Regions from separate parts of the Homo sapiens genome. Here region 1 is linked to region 2. Evidence: chromatin loops called from intact Hi-C (ENCODE). Cell type or tissue: heart left ventricle. All regions are shown on one strand. Each heading gives the region's core, and the rest is flanking DNA. Links, peaks and the distances in the headings are about the cores only.

Evidence for each region. A loop is a pair of places that touch in the nucleus more often than their neighbours do. Peaks named below come from ENCODE experiments on the same cell type or tissue, not always from the same donor. Only the 100,000 strongest peaks of a DNase experiment are listed, where the experiment ranks them.
Region 1: a loop joins it to region 2, with 2.3 times the contacts of the local background. A loop is called at or near these places in 9 of 110 quality-filtered maps.

What each region holds. Positions count from the first base shown.
Region 1 is chr20:20,449,412-20,454,793 of GRCh38, reverse strand. The region is part of intron 37 of RALGAPA2 (Ral GTPase activating protein catalytic subunit alpha 2); the gene reads left to right. Among named protein-coding and RNA genes, the nearest start is that of INSM1, 84 kb to the right of the region's middle. RefSeq lists an enhancer at 1,915-2,024. In heart left ventricle, for the core only: no CTCF peak of the experiment used is centred there; DNase peaks (open chromatin) are centred at 2,233 and 4,163; H3K4me3 peaks cover 638 bases; H3K27ac peaks cover 226 bases.
Region 2 is chr20:20,357,806-20,363,187 of GRCh38, reverse strand. CFAP61 (cilia and flagella associated protein 61) reads right to left here. Exons shown (of 27, transcript NM_015585.4): 27 at 2,490-2,978. The coding sequence ends at 2,778. Among named protein-coding and RNA genes, the nearest start is that of INSM1, 7.6 kb to the left of the region's middle. RefSeq lists a silencer at 2,449-2,743 and an enhancer at 2,449-2,743. In heart left ventricle, for the core only: a CTCF peak has its summit at 2,625 (motif pointing left); no DNase peak of the experiment used is centred there; H3K27me3 peaks cover 1,971 bases.

The DNA.
Region 1 (5,382 bases), core at 277-5,276, 92 kb before region 2:
AAAACATCATTAGAAGACAATGAACATTGGATGTCACTACCGTCTTTGAATGGCTGTGACCAAGTGAGAGGCTGGAGAGTGAAGATCTGTCTTTCCCTGGACCACTGAGGCCAAAGGAGCTTCCCCTAGGGATTAGCTTTGGAACTACCCCTGTGGCATCCTTGGAAGGCAGAGTGGGGAGTCAGGAAAAGCCTCTTCAGTTCTTTACCTGGCTTCCAATCCTCATTCCATTCCCATATCTAGTTATCTTGATTTTATCTGTGGATTTCAGGATACAACGTAAAGTTAAGGGCTGATCTGAAGAAAGCAAATATGTGGGAGACAAGTTTGAACCAGGGTTTCTGGCCACTGTTGTGTGCTGGTCCTATAAGGAGCAGGCAGCAGTGGCCAATAGAGCCACGAGTGTCATGCCTGCTGTGTGCGAGAGCCTCAGCAGCTGCCTGCCGGTCAGAGAGGACTGGTTTCCAAATTCAGACATGCTCAAATTCATTAGTGAATGACACACTGTATTTTACACAAAGGTCTCTCCTGGGATGTAATCTTTGTTTCGAGCTCTGTGGCCTTTTAAACTCTATGCTGATCATCTCACCTTTAAGGCCACTTTCACTAATCTGCACCTCACAGGCCACTGCATCCTTTCCATTTTTCACAGAGTACAGATAACACCTTCGGAGAACCCCTTAAGTTGAGCTTAGCTCACAGGAAAACTTCTGAGAAACAAGTTTTTCTCCAAGAACCAGGTAGTTCTCTCTCATATTTACACACATCCTGCCCTACGATATAGAGGTGCAAGGTGCATTTCTTGCTGGAGATGATCATTCAGTAAAATGTCTTTTACTTAGGGCTTAAAAAAATCTTGACAAAAAATAATCAACTGATTCTGATAATCTGATAATCTCATTCATATTCCTAGACACCAATTCTGAAAAGTCCAAAAGCATTTTTTTCGTTAGTGTACTCATTCATTCAACAAAATACCCATCGGCCATTTCCTGTATGCCAGGCACTGTGCTGTTGCTGTGGGTGCACAAATGGAAGGCCCGGTGCCCACCCTGGAGGGGCTCTTTGTTGAATACAGAGCACATTAGGGAAGAGAGCAGTGCACAGTTTCCTCATGGCTGTGATGCAGAGTGCAGCCCAGAGCCTCAAGGCGTCCCACAGAGGGCCTGTGACCTGGCAATTGGAGGGTGAATAGGCGTCACAGGGACTTGATGGAAGAAAGGAGCATTCAGAAAAAGTAAACGACTTTCAGCGGAAAAGAGCCTTTGGTAAACCTGGAACCATCAAGAAACTTGGTGATCTTGGAGCTTCAGATGCTGCTAGGAGCCCAAACCCACCCCCCGCAGTAATCAGATTGGGGTCCACAGCACCCAGATGTGCACACATCACTCCCTCCCCTTCTTATCGCTGTCTCATCTCACTGTGTCTGCCAGACACCTTCCCCCATCTCATGCCATAGACCCCTCACTCATAAGGAGATGTGCTACTGTCTTGTCTTGTGTGAGAAGAACAAGACCAGGAGGTGAAGCTGCTTGGAGCTGTCCTCTTGGGTCACCTGGAGAGACATCTGTTTACTTAGCTGCACCATTCTTTGCTCTGTCCCAGGCACTAAGAACCTCACATATTTTATTCAGTTATTAAGCAATCCTATCAGGAAGGCACAATTATGATCCTATTTTAATGTATTATGCAAACGCAATGCAATGTCTTAACACAATCTATTATGTCACAAACTTTTTTATGTTTAAAAAATATAGTTGAGGGAACAGAAGCCCAGAAAAGTTAAATAACTTGCCTGAGGCCACACAGTTTTGTGAATGGTAACCAGGACCTGAACCAGCAGCAGCTGCTCCACCTGTGCCATCAACTCACGGCTCCCCACCACCCCAGTGCCTGGTCAACACCTCTCCATCAGGACCCAAAGATGCCTGTGGAATTTTACTTGCATTTCAGTGCAACATTTTAAATCATGTTGGATCTGTTGGTCGGATTTATAACTTGTGATTTACAGCTGATTTTGATAAGCCACAAATACCAGTATCATGCTTTAATGAGACTGAAGGCATGAACGAGCAGATTCTACTCTTGAGGCTGTTGTGGGAACATGCCGGCCGACATTGCACTTACCCCTCTGAAGGCCGGCATTGTCGCCAGGCTCATTAGCATCCACGCTCCTCGCTGGGCCGTTGCCGCTTGCTAGCTTACCAGCTGTTCCTGCTGCTCCGTACAATGTCGGATGTGTTCAGCTCACTGGGTTCCTGTCCTCGCCGCCGGGAGGAGACAGCCCTTCCGCTGGGGATACCCACGTGGCTGCCTGTCAGCGGTGGCACCGAATAAAGTAATAGGCCTTCGCATGGCATATGGTGTCTGGATTCGTACAAGATGCAAAACTCTTCTGCAGCTAATGCACGATGACTCATAGCATTGCTAATTTTTCAAACAAAAGCTGACTTCCACACCCACACTTTTAACCCCTCCAGCTAAAACGTCTTGAGTTGCAAAGCTCTACAATGGTGACTTTTGGGTCACTATATAAAATTTGTTATACTTACTGAAAGTGTATGAAACGATTTGCTTTACTTTGGATTGAAGTTATTTTAAATTTCTATTTTAAGTTTATTTCCTCTCTATATGGGGAATTTTTAAGCTTTAACTTTCAATTTCTTTTTTACATTGGAAGAGTCAAAACAGTTTGGTAGATTTATTTTAAAAGCTGTTATTAGAAAATCGGTCAGAAGACACTGTATTAGTTGAACACTTGTAATTGTTTAGTAGAAGTTAACTTTCTCTTTTAAAAGCTTCATAGAAACTACTGCCTAATGCTCTTATCAATTCAGGTGTGGAGCATTTCAAGCTCACATTATAGTATTTTAAAGCTATAAGAGAATGTTGATTCTTTTGTGGAATATGATTTTGCATAGTCTCTTCTAGTATACTAAATAAGGCCCACTTAACCAAATTCTGGCAACAGAAATTTAGATTATAAATTTATATTAAAATGTCCATTTTTCAAACTAGAAAATAAATACATGGGATCTTCTAAAAGAATGTCCCTCCTAAACTTTGGATCAGTTGTGCTAATAGATAGCTACATTCAATCTGAGACCTTAAGTACTAAAATAAGGCAGTTATTTGCATTTACACAATCAGGCCTCCCTTTGAAGTAGTGATCAAAATATTGGTTCTTTTATAAATAACCTTTTACTGAACATTTTATTTAAACATTTCAGAGTCAGGAATTGCAACCATGAAATGATTAGGCAGTTTCTAATTATGGATCAGTAAGTGTTTTGTAGCCAGTCTGGCACATGAGCACTTTTGCAATCAGAATTTGGCAAATGAATGAATTTATAAAGGAACTTCAACCTAAGAGGGTAATATAGATTTTTTTAAAAATAGATTACTTTTTGGAAGCCCAAAAGATGTCTTTTGGGGAGCAGGCTAGACACTCAGAATTGATGTTTCATTTTGGTTTCATGTTTAAGTCTGAAGTTTTTGCTTTCTGATCTACAGATAGGAATTCAAATGCACATCTAACTTATAAAGGGCATTCTATTCTCTGAAAATGAAACAAAAATATATAAAATTTCTAAGTGGGCCTCACTTTCTATATTCCAGTTTTGATGCCATTTTTCAAGCATGCTCTCTAATTTTGCTCTTTGCCATTGGAAATAAGCTGGTGTGTATTTGGTGTGCCTAAAAATTTATTAGGCACTTAAAATTCTCCACGTTTGGCATATGTGAGGATTTCTAGTTTTGCTTTCACTGCCTTGAGTTTGAGAGCTATGTTTGTTGTTGCTCCTACTAGTACTTTTATTTTATCCTATTACCACTCATTTTTATGAAATGAGGGCAAAATTCACTGGAGTATTCAAATAATTACCTAAGGACAGAAGTGGAGACACTGCTGAGCCTGAACTCTTGGTCAGTAGTTAGTGTCTGCATGTAACTGATAAAATGCTTTCTCATCAGCCAATGGACCAGAGAGTAAACTCAGCTCCAAAAGGCAGTTTGGAACATCAGTGCACGATGTGCAAAAGCGCAGGCTGATCACAGGCACCCAGAAGGACTGTTGGACCATTATTCTCACTCTTGGCGACAACCCTGCAGAATGGGACTGTGTTAACCCACAGATGGGGAGAGTGAAGCTCGAGGAAGCTGGGTCTTGGCCTGGGGCCCACAGCCAGGGCAGGGCTGGGATGAGAGCCCAGACCAACCTGACTCTATGGCCGCCTGCTGTTTCTCATTTGTGCACACTTTTGACCTAAGAATAGGAGACCATCAAAATGATATAGCTTTCAGAAAGTGAAGCAATTCCAATTAGTTTTAGCTTGTTCTCTCATTATTGTTACCAAGTGAATCCTAGCCTTTTAAACCTTGATTGTATGGAATAAATATGAAAACAAAATTATCGTTAAGTTAGGATGGAAAGTATTCCCGTTTTGATACCATGTGTACATCTCTTACACCTAAATACATGTAGCTTCCAAATTAAAAAGCAGTGAAAATATTAAGTTTAAATATTCTTACTGGCATATCCCACTTAGAGTCCATCCCAAAATAAGCATCTAATTGATGTTAGTTAGTGTGCTTTTGCCTTGAGAAATAGTTGAGGACGCAGTTCCATCACAGTGATTTTTCTGTCTTTTTGCTAGCAAGATATTTATTTGTATATGTGGAATCCATTTATATTCTACCTCTCTCTAAAATAGATTTGAAAGAGCTTACATAAAGGCCATGTATAATGAGAAAGAGAAAATCAAAGCCCAGGAAGCGAGGATGAAAATAAGAGTATCATCTGAAGGCATACAGAGAATCCACAGTCATGGCTCTGGCAGCAGAGCAGGGCATCCCCATTGACTACTGCTGACCTCTAATGCTTGCTGTAAGGTGTAGCTACCACATGTCTTCGGGCCATTCTTGTTCTAAAGTTGTCAATTACTGTTAATGAAATTATATTTTGTATAAGTTGGAAGACATAATAGGTCATTCTAACCTAATAAGTTCCAGACAACAGCATATATTTATAGGAAATTTTTAATATCAAAATGATTTCTATTCTACCCCATGAGTTCAAAAGATATCTTTGGAGCAGACATGCAAGTTCATGTGCATCACAAGCTAATTAGGTCCGGGGGAAAAAAAAAAGTTAAGGGCTTAACAATAGCTGAAAAAGTGAAGAATTAATTAGTGACAGGGGAAAGTATGATTGAAAAATAATCTTAATGCCCACATTAGCTGGCTAGCTGCTTTTGCTAAGCCTTTTAGTTTAAAAAGCCCAAGTACCTGACATTTTGCATCTGTTTTTCTGTGAAGATAAAAGGAAACTTGAGTGTCTTATTCTCAATAATGGATTTTATGTGACAAAAAGGTTTCTGCTCC
Region 2 (5,382 bases), core at 244-5,243:
TTTACTCTCCCCCCACTCTTCTCCCTGCTCTTACTCTCCCCCCACTCCCCACAGGCCAACGTGTGTTATTTTATTTGTCTAGAGAGAGCCTATTTGTTCAGTGATGTGTGGCCTCCTGGTCGCCTGCTTTAATGGGGGACGCGGAGGCTTGGTTTCTGTGAGCATTAGCATACAGCTGCGGGCTCTGCGCCCCTGCCGGCGCTCACTTTATCCCAGCCTTATCATCACTTCTTCTTTCAACCAGAAAACAATCAACAGCTCCTCGCACTCGGCGCTCAGCGACTTTCGAGCCCTGCTCCCTGCTTCTTGGCTAACACTGGCTCACTCGGATGCGCACCCTCTCTCTCTCTCTCTCCCTCCCTCCCTCCCTCCCTCCTCTCTCTCTCTCCCTCTTGAAAGGGTAAATATTGATTGGCTGGCTTTACATTTTATGCTCCATGCCATATTTCCTTCCCTCCCTCACTTCATCGTTGATTTTTCTCTTGCCCTCCTGTGATGTTTGAGTGTAGTAAAACCATAATAAGCCATTTTTGGAAAGGCGGTGGTTACACTCTTTATTAAAAACTGACATCTGTTGGGAGAGCAATTAGAGGCATCAGAAGGCGGGGTTGTTGCATGTGATTTGGGGGAATAAAACTTTGGAAAATTAACTTTGGTATTTTCTGATTAATATTCTTTGCTTAAAACTGTAGAATTCCAAGATCAGGCTTACAGCCCAAGATGTCCCCAGCTCAGCAGCAAGTGCTGAAATATGTAGAGACGCCAAGCATTCAATCCACTTACGGAATTCATGCCTTGTGCAAGCCAAGTCCAAATATTGGTCTGTTTCAAGCCCTTCCTTTTAAAAGCCAGGCTTTATCTTCACCGTTATTTTCCCAAAGCCCTTAGAATAGTCAATTGCAAGTTATAACCAACAACTCTTGAATTCCTCTTTTATTCTTAGGCAACTTGTTCAGTGATAAAGTTTTCAAGTCTGAACAGATATGCTAAGATTCTTAGATTCAGGAAATTATTTAGCATCTATGCTAAATAGCTTGTAAATTACCCACTTTCGAAGTGTGAGATAAGGATTAAAATAATGTCACCCAATATACTTTGTACACTAAAATATATTCTAGATATTTTCAAGTCTGCTGTGATACTTATGGAGCACTAACACTCCTTTTTCAAAAGGCAGCAAAGGAAAACTTACTGTCACATTTATGCATGATTTGGTATTAAGGTTGACATTGTCATTTGGGGTCACTTTTATGTGACTGGAGGCTTTTTAATGCTAATACTTGGTCACAGAAGTCATAACTGTTGATCCTCCGAGATTGTTCTGTTAATCTGCATCCAGGGGTCCCAGGACCTGTCACAGAAACTTACTCCTTTTGCTTATGAGTTTGACCCAGGTCCTTTCAGGGGAATGGGACAGGGGAGGAGAGTTGCTTGAGCTGACTCATTCACCAGCCCCTGAAATATGGTTCCACGTGTGCTGGGTCTGAATTCTGAAGAGTGGACCAGTAGCAATTGTTCCCCATTCAAGTGACACAGTGTGTACCATATGGCCAATGCTGGACCCTCCCCCCAGTGACCCATGCATTTGCGGAAAACGTGCATGTGAAGGAATTAGGAGCATTTATTGCTTGCTTTTGCCTGCCTTGGGAAAATCAAGAGTCCAGTATTCTGGAACAATTTTATTTTGCAGAAATATCAATATCAAATAACTTTGCAGTTCCAACAAGTTGGCAGTTTGCAGCAGAGAGTTTGATAATGTGTACACAGTGCTGTAATGCCAGCTCTGACTTTCCTTCTAATAGTTGTGTATCCCTTATCTTGTGCCAACTTTTGCTCAACATTTACATAAAATACAACACATGAAGAAAAAACTGGAATTGTTCACAAAAACCAGTTTTAAGCCCTGCTGTGAAAAATTGTGTCACACTGTCTACTGAGAGACCCAATAAATGAGCACAATCTTATGTGTTGTTCCCCCTCATTCCTGAATCCATGCAGTTAGTTACTAGTGGGCAATTAATTTGCTTTATTTATAAGAAAAAGGGTTTCTGATCCACATTAGAGTTGACATGTACTAGGGACCCCTTCACCCCGCCCCCCTCAATGCAAAGCAACAGTGCTAAGGATCAAAGAAAATGAACTTTGATGAACTTCCCATTACCACGTTACCACGTTCTAATCTAAAACCTATGTGTGAACCCCTTGAGCACCCAACTTTTCTGTGACTTTATGCTCCTCATCTGCAATTTGAAACAGAAATACAGCCTCCTCCTTTCCAAAGGTCATGTAAGCTTTCCTACACAATCACTGCTTCTTATGTTGGACTGCAGATTTAATTTCTCATCATCTGTTTACTAATTTTCCATTCTGGGCACATTTTCTTTTTTATCACCCACAAGTACTGCTGGGTAAACATGTGAAGAACTAACAAGACTGGCAGCGGAAGTTTCCAGGAAATCAAACAGAATCACACCCAAGGTAAAAACAAGTTTTACACACTATGATCTCATTTTATTGCTGAAATGGATTATTCTGCACAGGAACATGCCTGGGATTTGTAAAGCGAGCCTGCCCCAGAAGAGAGGCACACGGCCGTGTGCCACCTACTGGGATGATAGAAAACTACAGGCATAAGTCAGGGAAGGAAAGGAATGAACAAAACCACCAGGGGCTGGCTTCGCTGTCAAACCAGGCTGCAGAGAACTTTTCTATTTCTACAGAGCGCGTTTCCAGGAACTAAATAAATGAAAACCATAAAGGGGAGACCCTGCCTACAACTAAACGATGCCTGGCCACGCGTACATGGGCAGGTGGTAGCGGTTATAGTGCAGGTAGTCAAGAGTGCTTCTCTCCACCAGGGTTTTGTAGATGGATTCCTCAAAAACTCTTTTGAGGTATTGCCTGGGCTTCTCAGTCGGGTTGATTTCCTCATCTTCTATTTGATGGGCTAACTGCTCTATGGAAGGAAGATCTTCCTCCTGTAAAACACAGTAAGAGGCCAGATACAGAAATTAATTGGACCCTGCACAGTTGTAACGGCAGTTTCATGAGAATGAAAACAACAGTAGTCAGCTCTGCAAGGATGGTCATTTTTTTTCTAGCTTTTGAAAATTTATTTTTAATTGTGGCAAAGTATACACAACATGTCTTATTTTAATAATTTTTAGGTGTACAGTTCAGTGGCATGAAGTACATTCACATTGCTGTGTAACCCTCACCACTGTCCATCTCCAGGACTTTCTCATCTTCGTCAGCTGAAACGCTGTCTCCATTAAACACCAGCTCCGTACCCTCCCATCCTCCAGGCCCTGGAAACCACCTCTGTCTCTATGAATGTGACTACGCAGGCATCTCATATGAGTGGAACCCTGTAGTACTTTTTTTTGTGACTGGCTTATATCACTTAGCATAATGTCCTCAAGAGTCATCCAGGTTAGTCATTTCAAGCCCTTCATTTTCAGATAAAAATCATCTGTAGATCATACTTGTTTTGTTGTTGTTGTTGTTTTGTTTTTTGCTTTTTGAGACGGAATTTCGCTGTTGTTGCCCAGGCTGGAGTGCAATGGCATGATCTCGGCTCACTGCAACCTCCGCCTACCAGGTTCAAACTATTCTCCTGCCTCAGCCTCCCAAGTAGCTGGGACTACAGGCATGGCCCACCATGCCTGGCTAATTTTGTATATTTAGTAGGGACAGGGTCTCTCCATGTTGGTCAGGCTGGTCTTGAACTCCCGACCTCAGGTGATCTGCCCACCTCGGCCTCCCAAAGTGCTGGGATTACAGGCATGAGCCACCACGCCCTGCCTCTGTTTTAAAAATAAAAAAATTTAAAAATAAAAAAAAGGAGTGATTAAACCTTTTTACTTGAAAGGTCCTATATGAAAAGTTTTCTTGCTTATAATTCCCAAGAAGTGGGATTTTAAAACCTTAGAATAAATTCACAATCAAGTCAAATTTTATTGATATATTTAAAAAGGTAGGGCTCAGAAAGAATAAAGTTGTTTGAAGCTGAGAATCTTATGCTGCACATAGGTACAGTGTAGTAGAGATTTTCCTAACATTTCATTATAAAAATTTTCAGAGACAAGTTGAAGAATTGTCCACTGAACACCTGCACACCTGCACCTGGACTCCACAGTTAACATCTGCTATATTTGCTTCACCACTGCATATCTGCCCTCCAGAGCAGGGTACTTCTAGAAAGCACATCCCCCAGGGTTGAGCTGGCTGCTTTCCAAACACTGTGATTCTTGAACATCACCCTAGATCAAGAGTCTGTGGACTCTGATGGTACATTTATTTCAACTTCCAATAATTCCTTCTATTTTGAATAGAAAAGGCAATTCCTTGCAGGGTTTTGTTGGATTATTAACTTACTAGTGATAAGAGCTTATAGATAGGAAAACAGACTCAAGCTATATGGAGGCATAAAGTCATTGCCACTTGGCTAAGCAAGACACAACGGGGTGCTGGAGATTATGCACACATTGGAAAGAGCAGTCAGTGAGGGTTGCAGGAATTCAGATTTAAACTAGAGCAATAAAGGCAGTGATAGGGAAAAAGCAACTGATTCTCACAACTAAGTACTGGGAGGTTCTGAAAACTTTGGGTGCCACCAGTAAGGCCTCGTGGATATATTCTGCAATGTGTATGAGGTTGGCTCTTTCTTCCTTAATTTTTCTGGAGAATTGTATCAAACCAACCAAAAACAATTACCTTACTAAAATTATACAAGATTTTGAGCTCATATTGTATGCTGCTGTTCTGACACTGGGTTAAATAGCGTAAAACCACTTTTAAAGTTTATTTCAGGCAAATATTGCTCTAGATTATAAACAGATTTTTGGGCACTTGCCTCTTGAAGGATGACCTCTCATACTGTGATCATCTTCTTTCACAGTGTGACCACCTCCCCTCACAGTATGACCATTCCCCTCAGTGTGACCACTTCCCCTCAGTGTGACCACCTCCCCTCACAGTATGACCATTCCCCTCAGTGTGACCACTTCCCCTCAGTGTGACCACCTCCCCTCAGTGTGACCACCTCCTCTCAGTGTGACTACCACCCCTCACAGTGTGCCCACCTCCCCTCACAGTGTGACCACCTCCCCTCAGTGTGACCACCTCCCCTCACACTATGACCACCTCTCCTCAGTGTGACCACCTCCCCTCACACTGTGACCACCTCCCCTCACACTATGACCACCTCCCCTCACACTATGACCACCTCCCCTCAGTGTGACCACCTTCCCTCAGTGTGACCACCTCCCCTCAGTGTGACCACCTCCCCTCACACTATGACCACCTCCCCTCAGTGTGACCACCTCCCCTCACACTGTGACCACCTCCCCTCACACTGTGACCACCTCCCCTCAGTATGAC